Linked DNA regions of Mus musculus: region 1 is linked to region 2. The links are chromatin contacts, found by POLR2A ChIA-PET in ENCODE. All regions are on one chromosome and are shown on one strand. Each heading gives the region's core, a stretch centred on a gene start or an enhancer-like site at or near the end of the contact. The rest is flanking DNA. Distances are from core to core; before and after follow the strand shown.

What was found. ChIA-PET counts read pairs that join two places held with the same protein, here RNA polymerase II (POLR2A).
Region 1: POLR2A ChIA-PET joins it to region 2 with 15 read pairs in Patski. The contact joins the enhancer-like site here to the promoter of Shroom3 in region 2. POLR2A ChIA-PET finds 5 or more read pairs at or near these places in 3 of 5 experiments (Patski and embryonic stem cell).

Annotation. Positions count from the first base shown.
Region 1 is chr5:92,741,930-92,749,106 of GRCm38, forward strand. All of the region lies in intron 1 of Shroom3 (shroom family member 3), which reads left to right. Among named protein-coding and RNA genes, the nearest start is that of Mir1961, 43 kb to the right of the region's middle. Within about 2 kb of position 4,067, at least 1 of the 3 ENCODE cell types and tissues checked has a DNase peak (open chromatin) inside an H3K27ac peak, as active enhancers do.
Region 2 is chr5:92,679,163-92,686,380 of GRCm38, forward strand. It overlaps Shroom3 (shroom family member 3), which reads left to right and starts at 4,273. Exons shown (of 11, transcript NM_015756.2): 1 at 4,273-4,669. The coding sequence starts at 4,505.

The sequences.
Region 1 (7,177 bases), core at 2,817-5,316, 63 kb after region 2:
AATGCATTTCTGTGAGGAGTGAGAGCACAAAGATTCTTCGGGACCATGGAGGGGTCAGCTGCCAGGGTGTGGCTGGTCTGGGGAGGTGCCAGATGCCCAGAGTGTTTGGTGCAGGAATGGAAGTTGGAGACAGGCAGGAAGCATTCTATAGAGAAGCTGGGCTTTTATCACGAACACCAATAGGCTGTGGAACTTTAGGGGACCTGTGACCTGGACAAATGGTTTGTTTGAGGGCTAGTGGTGGGGTTTGGGGGTTGGGAGAGGTGGAGAAGCCTGGAAATAAATAGCTCTAAAGTTGGTGGGACAATGGAGCAAGCCAGATGAGAAGTAAGACTTAGCAAGGGGGAGATCAGGCAGTCGTTAATGGAAAGCAGAGGGTTATAGGAAAATTTTTGGTTTTATCTGAAGAGAGACTTTGGTGTATACCCAGGAGAAGGATTCATCCGAGGGTTGGAATGGTCACCAGGGAGCAGCAGTGATGGGTGAAGCAAGTCCTAGGGCACACAGGACTCCACTAAGTGGGAAGAGCCTCGTCGTCATGGAGATGATGAGGCAGGACCTACACAATAAAAGAGAGAGGGAACCTTGGACATTTTCAGGCCATGGTGAGAGCCAAGGGAGAGACAGGCATCAGCCAGGCAAGGCAAAATCCAGGGAAGTCTGCTTGTGAAGGACAGGAACAGAGACATGAGTTAGCTTTCCAAAAGGATGCCAAAACACAGGCACACCAGAGGGAATTCTCATGCCCAAAAGGGTCATCAATGGCTGGAATGTGCAGAGAGCGGACCATAGCCTTATTGACTCTCTGGACTGGAATCCTAACATAATTAATGAAACAGTACTCCCTGCTCCATACACCTGTGTGGGAGGGTGTTTGGTTTCAGCACCAACCCTTTCAAGAGCAGCTTCTATAACTTCATGGCCAGAACTCCAGGGAAACAGATGTTCATGCCATTCATCGTTCCTGGGCACATGGACAGTTCCTGAGAGCTTGGGTTTGGGTGGGGGGGGCATCTCTTCCCCATACCTCGGTGTGAGACCGGCCCTCCACAGGCTCTGGCTGTGGAATTTAACCTGCATGGAGGCTTCTAGAAACAGTGGTCCAAAGATGGACATACCTGAATTCAGGCAGAAACCGTTTCCTCTGTCACTGGCTTCTTTCCCCACCTCCTAGTTCTGTTTTACAGGTGAGAATGCTATTAATATCTGCTCTGTGTTATTCCCCAGCCTCCCTCCTTCCAGATGAGCCCAGCATCTCAGCCCAGTACACATCTAGCCTGATAGAGTCAGGGGTACAGTAACTGCTAATCCTGGCCCTGGCTGGACAATGATGGAAACCTGGGCACAGCTGACAGGAAATAATTAGTTGGTCCATGTGGAAGGGTCTAAGCCACAGAAGTTTGCAGCATCCAGATTGAGTTTTAGGGCTGACAATGTAGTAAGGTTAGTAAAGTATTTGTGTCACATACATGATGCCTTGGGTTTCTCTCTAGCACCAGATAAACAGAGAACAGTGGCACATGCCTCTAATCCCAGCACTTGGTAAGCAAAGGAGGGGAGATCAGAAATGCAGAGTCATCCTAGCCTATATTCCAAGTTTGAGGCCAGCCTGGAATACATGAGACCTTGTATCAGAAAATAAAATATAATTGAAATGTAAAACTAATTGTGATATAGAATGTTGGGCATGATACTACCAGCGATCTGGTGTGCCTTTTACCTGATGGCTCAATCTTACATAATTATAGAACAATATCAAAGCCAAGGATTTGATGCTGGTATGATGTACACATGTAGTTCCATGTAGCACAGCCAGGACACAAAACTGTTACATATAGTAAATGTCTCCCTTGCACTATAGTTGTACAATCTACCCACCCCTTATCGTCCCCATCCCTAACCCCTGACCACCATGTTGTGTCTTCTATTTCTAATTTTGTCATTTAAAAAATGTTATACAAATATTCCCTTAAATTTCTGAGTAATAAATATTTCATGGTTTGAATGTTCAACAGTTTGTTTGACCATTTAACTTTTGAGGGATATCTTGGCAGTTTACAGCTTGTGCTATTACTATTATTACTACTATTACTATTACAAACTGATGGGAGGCATAAACAGATCATTACGTGTGCATGAATTTCCATCTCTCTGACTTAATTCTCCGGGAGAACATTTGCTGGATCATAGGATAAGTATATGTTTGATTTTCAAAGAAGCTACTAAACTATTTCCAGAGTGACTGATGATCACATTTTAGGTTTCTCCCATATTTGCCAGAATTTGATAAAACTTTTATTTTAATTATTTTAGCAGCTGTGTAATGACACCGCAGTGTGGTTTTAATTTGCATTTCCCTAATGACCAATGATGTTGAATATGTTTTTATGTATTTACGATAAGTCCTTCACATCTTTTGCCTATTTTCTAATGGGATTGTTTTCTTTTTAGGATTTTTATTTTTTATGTATATGGGTGCTTTGTTTGCCTGTGAACCATGTGCATGTCTGGTACCTAAGGAGCCATAAGAGGGTGTCAGATACCTTGTCAGATAACTGGGGTTACCAATGGCTGTGAGCTGTCGTATGATGCTAGGAATCAAACCCAGGTCCTCTAGAAAAGCAGCCAGCTTGTGTGTTCATATGTTTGTTTGTTTGCTTGTGTGTTTTTAGGCAGGGTCTCTATAAATAGCCTTGGCTGCCCTGAAATCCACTCTGTAAACCAGGCTGTCCTGGAACTCACAGAGATCTACCTGCAACTGCCTCCCAAGTGCTGAGATAAAAGGCGTGTGCCACCACGCTGGGTTAAGAGCAACTAGTGCTTTTAACTGAGCACCTCTGATTCTTCTCTTAAAGCAGTTTGCAAATTGTTTTGTCTGAGATAAAGTCTTACCGTGTAGCCCTGGCTGGCCTTGAACTTGCTGTATAGCCCAAGTGGACCTCAAAATCAGCTGCTGCCTTGGTCTCGGGAGTGCGCTGGGGCTATGGGCATGTTCCAGCTCCAAGTTCTTTGTGCAGTATCCTTCAGAGCACTGTCAGTTGTGGATTCCAAGGCCATCATTGCTTCCACATGGACATCAGCCCAATCTTTCATTACTCAGCACAGCCACACCTTCCCCGTAGCACAGTGCAGATGGTTTTTCTGACTCTCTGCTTCCTCAGCCATTTCCTGACCCCCAGAATCAGCCTAGATTTTGTGTCTAAGCTTCTTCTTGACCTCAGGATATGTTGTGGACTGCATGAAAGGTTTAGAAATTAGACATCTTTCCCTGGACCCACATGTATTGTGAAAATATAGAAGCTAGGTAGTTGCTGTGCATTCCCCACCCTCACCCCTGCCTCTAGTGTACCAACCAGTGTGATGTGTCTCTTATCCTGAACAAATGGGAAAGTCGGTGTGGTAGTCTGAATGAAAATGGCATCTATAAGCTCATTTATTATTTGAATACTCAGTCCCAAGTTGGTGGAACTATTTGGGAAGGATTAGGAAGTGTGGCCATATTGGAGGAGGTGTGTCCCTGGGGGTGGGCTTTGAGGTTTCAAAGGCCCATGCCATTTCCCGTTAGCTCCCTCTGCCTCATTTTTATGGCTAGGCATGTAAGCTTTCAGCTACTGTTCCTGTACCATGCCTGCCTGCCTGATGCTGTACTCCTTACATCAAGGCCATGGACTCACGCTCTGGGTGGGGCTGTAAGCCCTCACAAGCTGTTTCTTTTTCAAGTTGTCTTGGTCATGTTGCCTTATCACATATTAAAAAAAAAAAAAGTAACTAATACAGTAGTGGACTCTGGAAACAGGACCCTCTGAAAAATCCTGGTCTCCTTTGAACGTCACCAGTTTGCAGCAGTAGATGGCAAGGAAATATGGAAATGTGGGCGAGCCAGCCACAGGAGGAAGTATTAGGTGTACTACCCACCAGGACAATAGCCTTCACTTGGCAGTCAGTGTTTCTGGAAGGTTATTTTTAACTGCCACATCATAAAGTAAACGTTTGCCCTTGATAAGTGCCCTCCCTGTTCACTGGCTTGTTCTAAACTCTGGTCAGAGAGATTACCGGAAGAGCCCAGGAGTGATAGGAAAGGGGAGTCTGGGTGAGGGCTGCCAGCTGAGATATCCTTGACAGAGCAAACAATCAACCTGCCCTGTGTGCTAGAGCTTGCGTCACCTGGTCATGAGGGGCAGTGGAATTTGTGGAATGGATTGTCCTCTTGTGGTCACCCAATATCCCCGAATAATAGGAGCACACATTCTTAGTTTTATGTAAGAGCTAATAAGGACTGCTCTGCCCAGCTGAGCAGAGGCAGGGATGGCAGCAGATGCCAGCCTACATGCCTTTCTATCCTTGCTTTCTCCTTCCGCTCTCTCTTAACCCCAAGGAAGAAAAAAATGAGGATGGAAAGAGGAGAAAAGACAGACCCACTGTACAGGGGTCATTAGAAGTGTGACACAGCTGTTGGCAGATAAATATGGAGAATGGAAATACAAAAGACTGGGTTTCTCACTTATTAGAATGTCCCTTCCCTCCCTACCCCTCCCTCCATTCTTCCCTCCCGTTCTTATTTTATTCTTACATTCTTATATTCTTATATTCATTATATCCCCAGCTGGCCTCAAACTCCCTGTGTAACTAAGGATGCTATTTTCAATGTCTGACCTTCCAGCCTCTCCCTCCAGGGTGCTGGGATTACATGTGTATGCTACCGTACCTGCTTTATGAGGTGTTGGGCATGGAACCCTAGGTTTTCAGGCATGCTGGCCAAGCAGTCAACCAGCTGAGTTCATCCCGCGTCCAGAACTTTCCTTTTGTTTCACTGTTGAATTTCCTCAGTGACTACCTTCCTACAACAAAGGACTGAGGGATGATGTAACTATTATAAGCTGAGATCATCTGTTTAGATTTAGGAACTGAGAAAATTGCCTTCTCCAAATATAACATTTGAAGGTTGTTGTTGTTTTTTTCCTCCCCTACATATAATTAAAAATCAACTTCAGCTGGGTGAGACAATATAAGACCTTGATAATTCTGCTCTAAACAGTTCAGAAGTGAAAAAGTCAGGGTTGCAAATTTCCAGACATGCTTTGCTTTGTATGGCTTCAAATTTTTTTATTTACTTATTTTCTTATTTAATATATATTGGTGTTTTGGCTGCACATTTGTCTGTGTGATGGTGCTAGAAGCCCTGGTACTGGAGTTACAGACAGGTGTGAGCTGCTGTGTGGATGCTGGGAATTGAACCCGGGTCCTTTGGAAGGGCAATTGGTGTGCTTGACAGCTGGGCCATCTCTCCAGCCCATGTGGTATCAATTTCTATCTGAGGCCGGCTCCAGTGTTTCAGAATTCATCTCCCCAAAGCAGCTCTTTCTTCCTACAACTCCTGAAGAGGGTCCACAGGGCTGTCTACAGGGCCCAGGAGTGGTTGAGCAGACAGGGGGTTGTCAAGGGCTGCTTGGCCCAGGCTTGCCTTTCAGAGTTGATTCCAGCAGCAGGGTGGTGGGATTAATTGCTCTGTGGATTTAAACGCCATGAGTGTTTGCAATGAAGGATTTGAGGACAGACAAGGGGGCAACAACTGAAATGTTATCACTGCATCTTCTAAAAGGTTAGTCCTACCTTCTGAACTGAAGATAAAGTTTGCTTAAGAGAGAATTTAACTCATTCTGAAACGTGAGGCAAAAACATCCGAGTAACGATAAACTAATTTATACCAAAATGTGTGAACCCAGGCAGGAATAAAGTTGCACAATGCCAAGTGTCAGGTGAGCTAAGAAGTCATTTTATTTCCCTGCAATTGAATTAAATTTACTCATAAGCCCTAACTTCTGCTTATTAACAGAAAACTTTGTCTTTTCTGATTGAAGATAAATTCACTTACTTCTTGCTTAAAACTCTATCTTTTATGAGTTCTTAGTCCATTCAGAATATTCCTTTTCTTGCCATTCATGGTTCTGCAGCTTCCCATGTAAGATTGCAACACCAGAGGCTATGAAGTCCCCCTGTGCGGACATGTCTTGTAACATAGCTTTCACTTTGGATTCTGCCCCACGTTCCACCCCCCAGCTAATGCTCACAGTCTCACCCAGCTTTCTGCTCCTAGTCTACAATTTGTCAGAGCATTTCCAACCTTCTGGCATTTTCTTAGCCAAACTCTCGCTCAAATGGACAAGGAGGATGTGGGGAGCCATGAAGAGACCACAGGGGCTCTTCCATCGGATGCGTGGGCATGGGAGAAGCATGAGATGGAATTATCTATCTGGTGCACTCTCCATGAACACGCCTGTGACTATTGTTACTCTAACAGAAACTCATATTGACCTACAGATCTCTGGGGATATTTCCTTACAGAATTTCCAGTGGGGAGCTGAGGCCCGAGTCTTATTCTGAGATTCCCCAAACCAACTGAAGTTTCCGTTGCTTGCATCCCTGGGGTTTTTTACCTGGAAGCAGCTGCCACCCTGACTCTTTACTCTCCTTCATTATTCATTATTCCGTCTCCAGCACCCTGGGGTCTCCTTGTTTTCTCTACTCAAGGGTTCCCTACAGACAAAGTGATATAAGGATATTTAAGGCTACGATGGATATTTAAGCCTAAATTTTGATGGAGACCCTAGGGTATTGAGTGTCTCCTAAGTCAGTTCAAGGCACCAAGCCCACGTGTACTGCAGGTGGCCGGCTTTTCTTTTTCCTAATTTTGTGTGTGTGATTTTGTTTTGTTTTGTTTTGTTTTGTTTTGTTTTGTGAGGCAGTGTTCCTCCTTGTAGCCCTGACTGTCCTGGAACCCACTGTGTAGACCAGTCTGGCCTCAAGGAACTCGTAGAGATTTTCTACCTCTGCCTCCAGGGTGCTGGGATTGAAGGTTTGAGCCACCACATCCAAGTGAAGTTCTCATTTGTAACGGTGAAAAGAAGACATAGGTTTGTAGGTTATCTCATTGCTGGAGTATTTGTATAACATGTTTTTTAAGTTTCTGCCTCAGCCCTTATTAAAATAAAAGTGAGGACGAGAAAGGCCCTGTCTGTAAGTAGTATTGCTTGCAGGACAAACCAGAAGGCATTTGGAAAAAACTCTGGTGGCTTCTGTGGTTTCTTACGTGGTGCAGACTGACACAGGGTAAAGTCTAGCTACACACTTGGAGGCTGTCAAGTCACAGCTCTTATCCATTTCTCTCTTCCTATGTCAT
Region 2 (7,218 bases), core at 3,023-5,522:
TTATTGTGACACGGGCCTTATTGTAGCTTGAGGGGCAGGTGCTGTACATTGTCTGTTCCTTGTGTTCTCCTTGATTCTTGCTGAACCCCAGTTATGGGGAAGTATCCATCATAATGTTCTATGGTTCTGTACTTCAGGGAAAGTTCCAGCATGGAGATACTATTGGAATAAACTAACTTTCGTGCCTTCATGCTTTTCCCAAGAACCTGCTTTCGGGGGCAGTGTGTAAACCACTTCTGGCCTTTGCAGGCCAGGAGCTGCCGGCTACCTAAGGCTGTCTTAGGAAGACCCATGAAGAGGTGACTCTTTTTGTGTATAAAATATTGCCTAGAGAAATGGGCAAGCTTTAAAATAAGCTGGATTTTGTTTTAGATTGTTCAGAATCATTCTAAGACTATATAATTTATTCCAACCTGTACTTCAACATCTTGTCTGCAATGACTTGAATAAATTAGTGGCCCAGAAGGACCACTAGATGTCACCCTGGCTTCATTTTCAGAGACTTTCTTGAGCAGTTAAAAACAACCAAAATTCAATGCTTTGAAAATTAATTAGAATTCCAGCGTTTGGAAGGCAGAAGCAACTGGATTTTTGTGAGTCTGTGGCCAGCCTGGTCTACGGAGCTTTCTCCACGCCAGCTACAGCTATATAGTGAGATCTCGTCTCAACAAAACAAGCATTAATAAATATATAAAATAAAAATTGTATTAGAGATGTCAGCAAAAGTAGGAGCTGTAGCTTGAAGGCAGAGCTGTTGTCATCGAGAGCATGAAAGGCCCTTGTATCCCTGATGCATATATACCCATTGCAAAAAAAAAAAAATTAGTAAAACTAGAAAGATACTATGGCATTTGAAAGAGTTGAGTATGGGAATGCTAGATGGGGAGCAAGGTGTTGTGGCTATATTTCTCCTCTGTGGACACACGATGAGACTTGTAAGAAAGACCTTGCAGAATTTGTCAAATATATATATATACATACACACACACACACACACATACACATATATATATATATATATATATATATACACACACACAAACACACACACACACACACACACACACACACATATATATACACACACACACACACACACATACATACATACACACATACACACACACACACACTGGGCATGGTGGTACACACCTGTAACCCTAGCATTTGGAAGGTGGAGGCAGGAAGATCAGGATTCAAGGTCATCCTTGACTATGTAGTGAGTTTGAGGTCAGCCTGGGCCACACAAGACTGTGTCTCAGAACAAAACAAAGCAAAGGGAGTGGAATACATTTGTAGAAACAAACCTTCAAAACATACTAAGTAAGCCAGACACATACAAGCAGACACTGGGGGCCAGAGAGATGGCTCACCAGGTAAGAGTACTTACTGCTTTTCTAGAGGACCCAAACTCAGTTCCCAGCACCCACATGTGTAGTTGCCACCTGCTGGGGTGTGTCTATTATGAAAATGATTTATTTTTAAATTAGTAAAGTAGAGTCAAGTCTAAATATGAGGCAGAAGGATAGGGATGTAGCAGAAATCAGAAAAGAGACGGTGACACTTTTCTTCTGAGGCCTTTCTTCCAAATCAGGAAGAAGCTGGGTGGGGGGATCCTTGAAATACTCCCTCCAATTAGTTGTCTGTCCTCTGACCTCCACAGGCACACCATGGCTGCCAAGTCAAGTTACCTTCATACCAAAATGACAATGTGAAGACCCTGTGAAACCCAGAGGAAAAAGTCATACTATAGTGTGTGTGTGTGTGTGTGTGTGTGTGTGTGTGTGTGTGTGTGTTCAAACGCCTTCAGGATACTCATGTGGAGGTCAGAGGGCAACCTTAAGTGTAGCTGCTTGCCTACTACCTAGCTTGAGTTGGGGTCTCTGCTTCAATCCACTTCCTAGCTGACTTACAGCTTCCGGGTTATCCATCCCCATCTTTGGTCTGCCCGTGGGAGAACAGGGATCATGGACACAGACACCACTGTGGCTGTCTACAAGGGTTCTGGGTGTTAGAACTCACTTGCACAACAGTGCTTAACCTATTGAGCCCACCCTACTATTTTTTATTTTTTAGACATAATATTGCTGCATTACTAAGGCTGAACTTTGAGAACTCACGATTCTCCAGCTTAGGTGGGACTACAAACCCTCACCACCATGCCCAGCTTTCCTTTCAGTCTTTGTTTACAAATTAAGCTGCAAAAGGAAGTATCAATAAAAACAGCCTAAGGAAGTATCAATAAAAACATCCTAAATTACCCTTAAGGATCAACTCAGGTTTACCACTTTCACTTGGCATACCTGTTTCCATTAGATTACCATTATATAAAAATGATATTTTTTCCCTACTATTGGGCCCTTTGGGTAAAGTTATTACTGCAAACAGTAATAAAATAAAACAATACAGGCCTTGTGCTGTATATTAAATGTTAGCCTTTGGAGGAGGGAGGAGGTAGGGTCTCGGGTGTCCCGGCTGCCCTGAACTTTATGACCTTGACCTTCAGATGCTGCTGATGTGGTACTAAGCTACACTCCCCCCATGCCAGCCTAAGCATCACAGGTGTAGCTCATGTGTTTATTTATTGTGTGCATGTGTACATATGATGTGGGTGTATGCACGTGTGAGTCTGAACACACTTGTGTCATGGTGTGTAGAAGATAACTTTGGGGACTCAGTTCTAGCTGTCCACCTTCTTGACGTGGGGTCTCTTGTCTCTAGAGCTGTGCTGTGTACTCTTAGGCTATTTGAACATGAAACTTGCAGGCCATTCTCCTGCCTGTGCCTTCCATCTTAGTGTAGAGGGGTTGGGATTACAGATGGACACCCCTGCATCTGGCTTTTTATGTGGGCTCCTGGAACTGAACCTTGGTGGTTAGGCTTGTACAGTGTGTGTGTGTGTGTGCGTGTGTGCGCGCGCGCCCGCTTTACTTTCTAAGCCGTTTAGTTGGCCCATTATTACAACTGTCCCAATTTCACAGTCTTACTTGCTCCGTAGTATCTGCTCTTCGTTATAAGTAAAAACACCAAAATCAATTTTTTATTACATTTCTATCATTTTAAATCCAGTACTGAAAAATAAAACTCATCACAAATTTAAGTAGAAAAACTTTGGGTAAATATTTTTCTTGAAAAGAATTCTAATTTGTCCCAATAATCTCAGAGGACTCTGGGCAAGACCAGAGTATATGCTACCATATACTGCTCACACTCTGGAAAGTAACGTTAAATATTGTATAGCATTATTACAAAGTTACACTGATAACCTAGAGTCAGAGGCACATTGTGCCCTGAGTGCCTAGTACTTAACAGCGGGTATCAAGCAATCTTGGGGTAGACCACAGTTTAAGGAAGAAAAGGCCTTCCTCAGTTTGCACAGCAAAGCAGTTTGTCTGGAGAGGCCAATCTTATGCAGCTTGTGGTATTTTCTTCTAATGAAATCAATAAAGCCCTTGACACTTGAAAGTTCGCCCGACCTGCTTAGGAGCAGCCTCTCAGACTTGGCGGCCCAGCAGAAGTGCCTGGAGGGATTTTCAAAATTCCAACGCTTGCCCGAAGTTCTGCTTTAATTAGTAAGAGGCGGGGCTCTTCTGGTAACTATTTCTAGCCATCTGTACTGTATTTTCAGCTTCCTCGGTGTTATCGACTGTAGGCCGGCTCTGATTGCCAGGTCTTTGTGGCTGAATTCGGCCGAGCGCACTCCTCTGCCACCCGCACTCTCGCTTCAGGCGGCTGCAGAGGGACCCACCATCGCTGAAAATGCTAAAGAAAAGAAGCGCAGCGCATCGCTGAGATTTGGGGGTGACTTCCTCCAGACACTAAGGATTTCTGCCCTCCAAGCCGCCCGCGCCCCTCCGCCCCCCGTCTTTCCTCTTACAAACCTCCCCTAACCTAAGAAGCAAGCGCTGAACTTAATGCTTGACAAAAATGGGTACAAAGTTTTCGCACAGCCTTTCCGCCCCCCGGGGACAGGATCGAAAATTCCGAGGGCAACAGGAGCACCGCTAGCGCCCGCTTTCTTTAAATGCGGCTTCTGCGGAGGGCGGACGCTATTGTCATGGTAAATTTCACTCGCTCAGGAAGAAAGGGTTGGTGATCAATCAAAAAAAAAAAAAAAAAAAAAAAAAAAAGAGGTATTCCTTTGCGGCTCTGCCTCTGCCTCTTTCTTCCTAGACAGGGTGAAAGGCTTTTTACTATTCTCGGTTAAAAACCAAAAACACAGACAAGGCTTTGGCGCGTGTGGGAGCCGAAAGCAGTCTGCGGAGACCCTGGGGGACGTCAGTGTGAACGCAGTGGGTAGACCCCACTCAGGACTTCCGCTGAATTCCAGCGGGTGTAGTGGGAGAAGCATCCCCGGGGAGCCGCAGGCTTCGCTGTCCCGACTGAGTTTATCTTGGCCTGAGGGCAGCGTGCTGAGCGATCTAACCCAGCAGGGAAGCTCCTCTTGCCTCCATCTGGGTCAGGCACTTTAAACCGAAGCCGACTTGACCATGCCTCTGGCGCGATGAAGACTCCGGAGAACTTGGAGGAGCCTAGCGCCACGCCAAACCCCAGTAGGACCCCCACGGAGAGATTCGTTTATCTGGAAGCGCTCCTAGAGGGAGGGGCTCCCTGGGGCTTCACCCTGAAAGGTGGCCTGGAGCGTGGAGAACCGTTAATCATTTCCAAGGTAAGTTTCTGCTCTCAGTATTGTCTGCAACCAACTTGTGGCTTTTTGTTTGTAGCTTTTAAGGTTGTGTCAGATTTGTCAAAAAAAAAAAAAAAAAAAAAAAAAAAAAGAAAGAAAGAAAAGAAAAATCCTGTTCGTTGCCTGAACTGCACTTAACTACCCAATTTGTTGACTCATGACTTTCTGATTATCTGGAAATGTTTTTGGATAGTTTGGTGTTTGGGAGAAAAGTGTGTGTCTAGCTCATTTATTCTGTGAAATCCCCAGGAAAAATGTGCTCAATTGATGGCTAATCTTCTCTTTTCGAGTATGAAATGCAGGATCAGTTCCCACATGAGCCTTCCGTTATAAATCAGCTTAAAGATCAGCAGCCTCCTAAGGTCGTGGCATAGTACACAGTCCGGGTCAGAAAAAGCTCGCCCTTCAACCGAGAAAACCCAGCTTTAAAACTGCTTGAAATGTTCTGTTAAGTTTAGATCATTAACCCAGGTGTGGTGTGGTGGTGGTGATGGTGATGGTGCAGGTCACCAAACTCAGCAGGGGGGTGGGGACGACACGGAGGCAAGATTTTCAGCCCAGATCAAGTTAGCAAGATTCTGGCCCCAAAACCAAACCAACCAACCAACCAACCAAATAATTTTGGAGAATTGATTGCTTTATATACAGAAGGATTTAAAGTGGTTTTTAGTCTGGGCAAGACACCTCATCTGTCCCTCTGTATATTATCAAAGTCTGACTTTAAAATCAAGTGGTTATTCTCTATGACTCAATCTTCATTGATCTTTTAGAGCTTCTTAAAACTATTTATTTATTTATTTATTTATTTATTTACTATATATGAGTGTCTGTCTTCAGACACACCAGAAGAGGGAAACAAACCCCATCACAGATGGCTGTGAGCCACCATGTCGTTGCTGGGAATTGAACTCAGGCCCTCTGCAAGAGCAGCCAGTACTCTTAACTGCTGAGTCATCCCTTCAGCAGGATTTTTTTTTTTTTTTTTTTTTGGCTTTAGAATTAGTTTTCTTACTTTTCTCTTAAGCTTTCAAGTTATTTGTTATAATATTTATTTTGAAATTACAGACTAGTACCAATTGAGAACAATAGAAGCATTAAGGGCTTTCAGGCAATGGCATCCCCGGGGAAACATTTGTAATTGGGGAGAAATTCTCCTGAGTTTGAAGGTGGAGAAAGAAATACTGGATACTAGGTGTTGAATTTGAACTCTGTTACCTGGTAAGGTTGCTTTTCACAGAAGCGCGCGCGCGCGCGCGCACACACACACACACACACACACACACACACACACACACACCACCATCCTCCACCACTCCTGGTGTGTGTTTTGAGGACGAACAGAGAAATAATAATGTGGATGGGCCAGGAGGAATTGGAATGGACAGCAGTTGGCCCCAGGTACGCTGGACATCCTGCAGACTGTGTGTTTTCCTAAGGAAAGCAGAGGAGACTTGAATATGTATCTACCGGAAAGGATTTCATTTATTGAAAAAAGGACAGCCCTGCAACCAGGGCCCTCAGTAAATGGAGGCTTGTTTTCCTTAAGCTACAAGAAATCTCGATAGAGGTCAGCTGTTGGGCGCGACAACAGCTTAATCAAGTCAAGAATTCCACTTAGATCTTTCATTTGCCATTCTTATTAGTGGTTCTCTGTCCTCATGGTTGTAGGGTGGATGCTGTACCCCTTGACCGGCCATTACATCTTCATTCCAGGCAGGGTGGGAGGTTTTTGCGTTCTCATCAGACTTTTGCTTCTTTCTCAGTGGCCAGAACTGTCCTGTATAGCTATCCTGTAGATAGCAAAAGGAAATTAATGGCCATGACTAGTTTAGACCGGTTAGGGTTTCTCTCATGAATTCTGAATAGGGTCTTAGCCTGCTAGAAGTCAAGGATTCTTTGGTTTGGGTGGGAAAAGTGGTTCTTTCTATGAATGAGGTAGAGTTACTGTTGGGTAAACAACAGAGAAAGCCTGCAGCAAATGTGTTTGAAAATGTGTGCATTAAAAAAAATGATTGCACGACCTTCCTGGATGTTAGTGATAAAGTCTATGCATGTATTCATGAGAACGCTAGTGGCTCTCAAAGAGGTCAAATCCCTTTCTACTGATCCACTGGAACCCGCTGGTGTCTTTGGGATACAGGCATAATACTCTATGCCAGTTGAATGTAGTATAGTGTCTGCTACAGAGAAAGTGTTTTTTAAAATCTTGATAAAGATATGGCTGCTGCTCTTCACTCTCCTGGGAGACTATGCTAATTACTTACATGCTTCTAACTTGCCTTGCTTCCACAACAAAGCATCTGACAGAAGCAACTTACAGGAGCAAGGATTTATTTCAGTGCACAGTTTTCGGGAATACAGTCTATCCAGGCAAGGGAGGCGTAGAGGCTAGGGAGACCCCCCCCCACCCCCCCCGTGGTGGCACGGGCTTGCAGCATGACCTGTACCTATCTCAACTGACCAGGAAGATGAGAACCAGAAACTGATATTAACATTAAGGCCTTTCTCTTCGAGCTAGGCTCTAGCCCCAA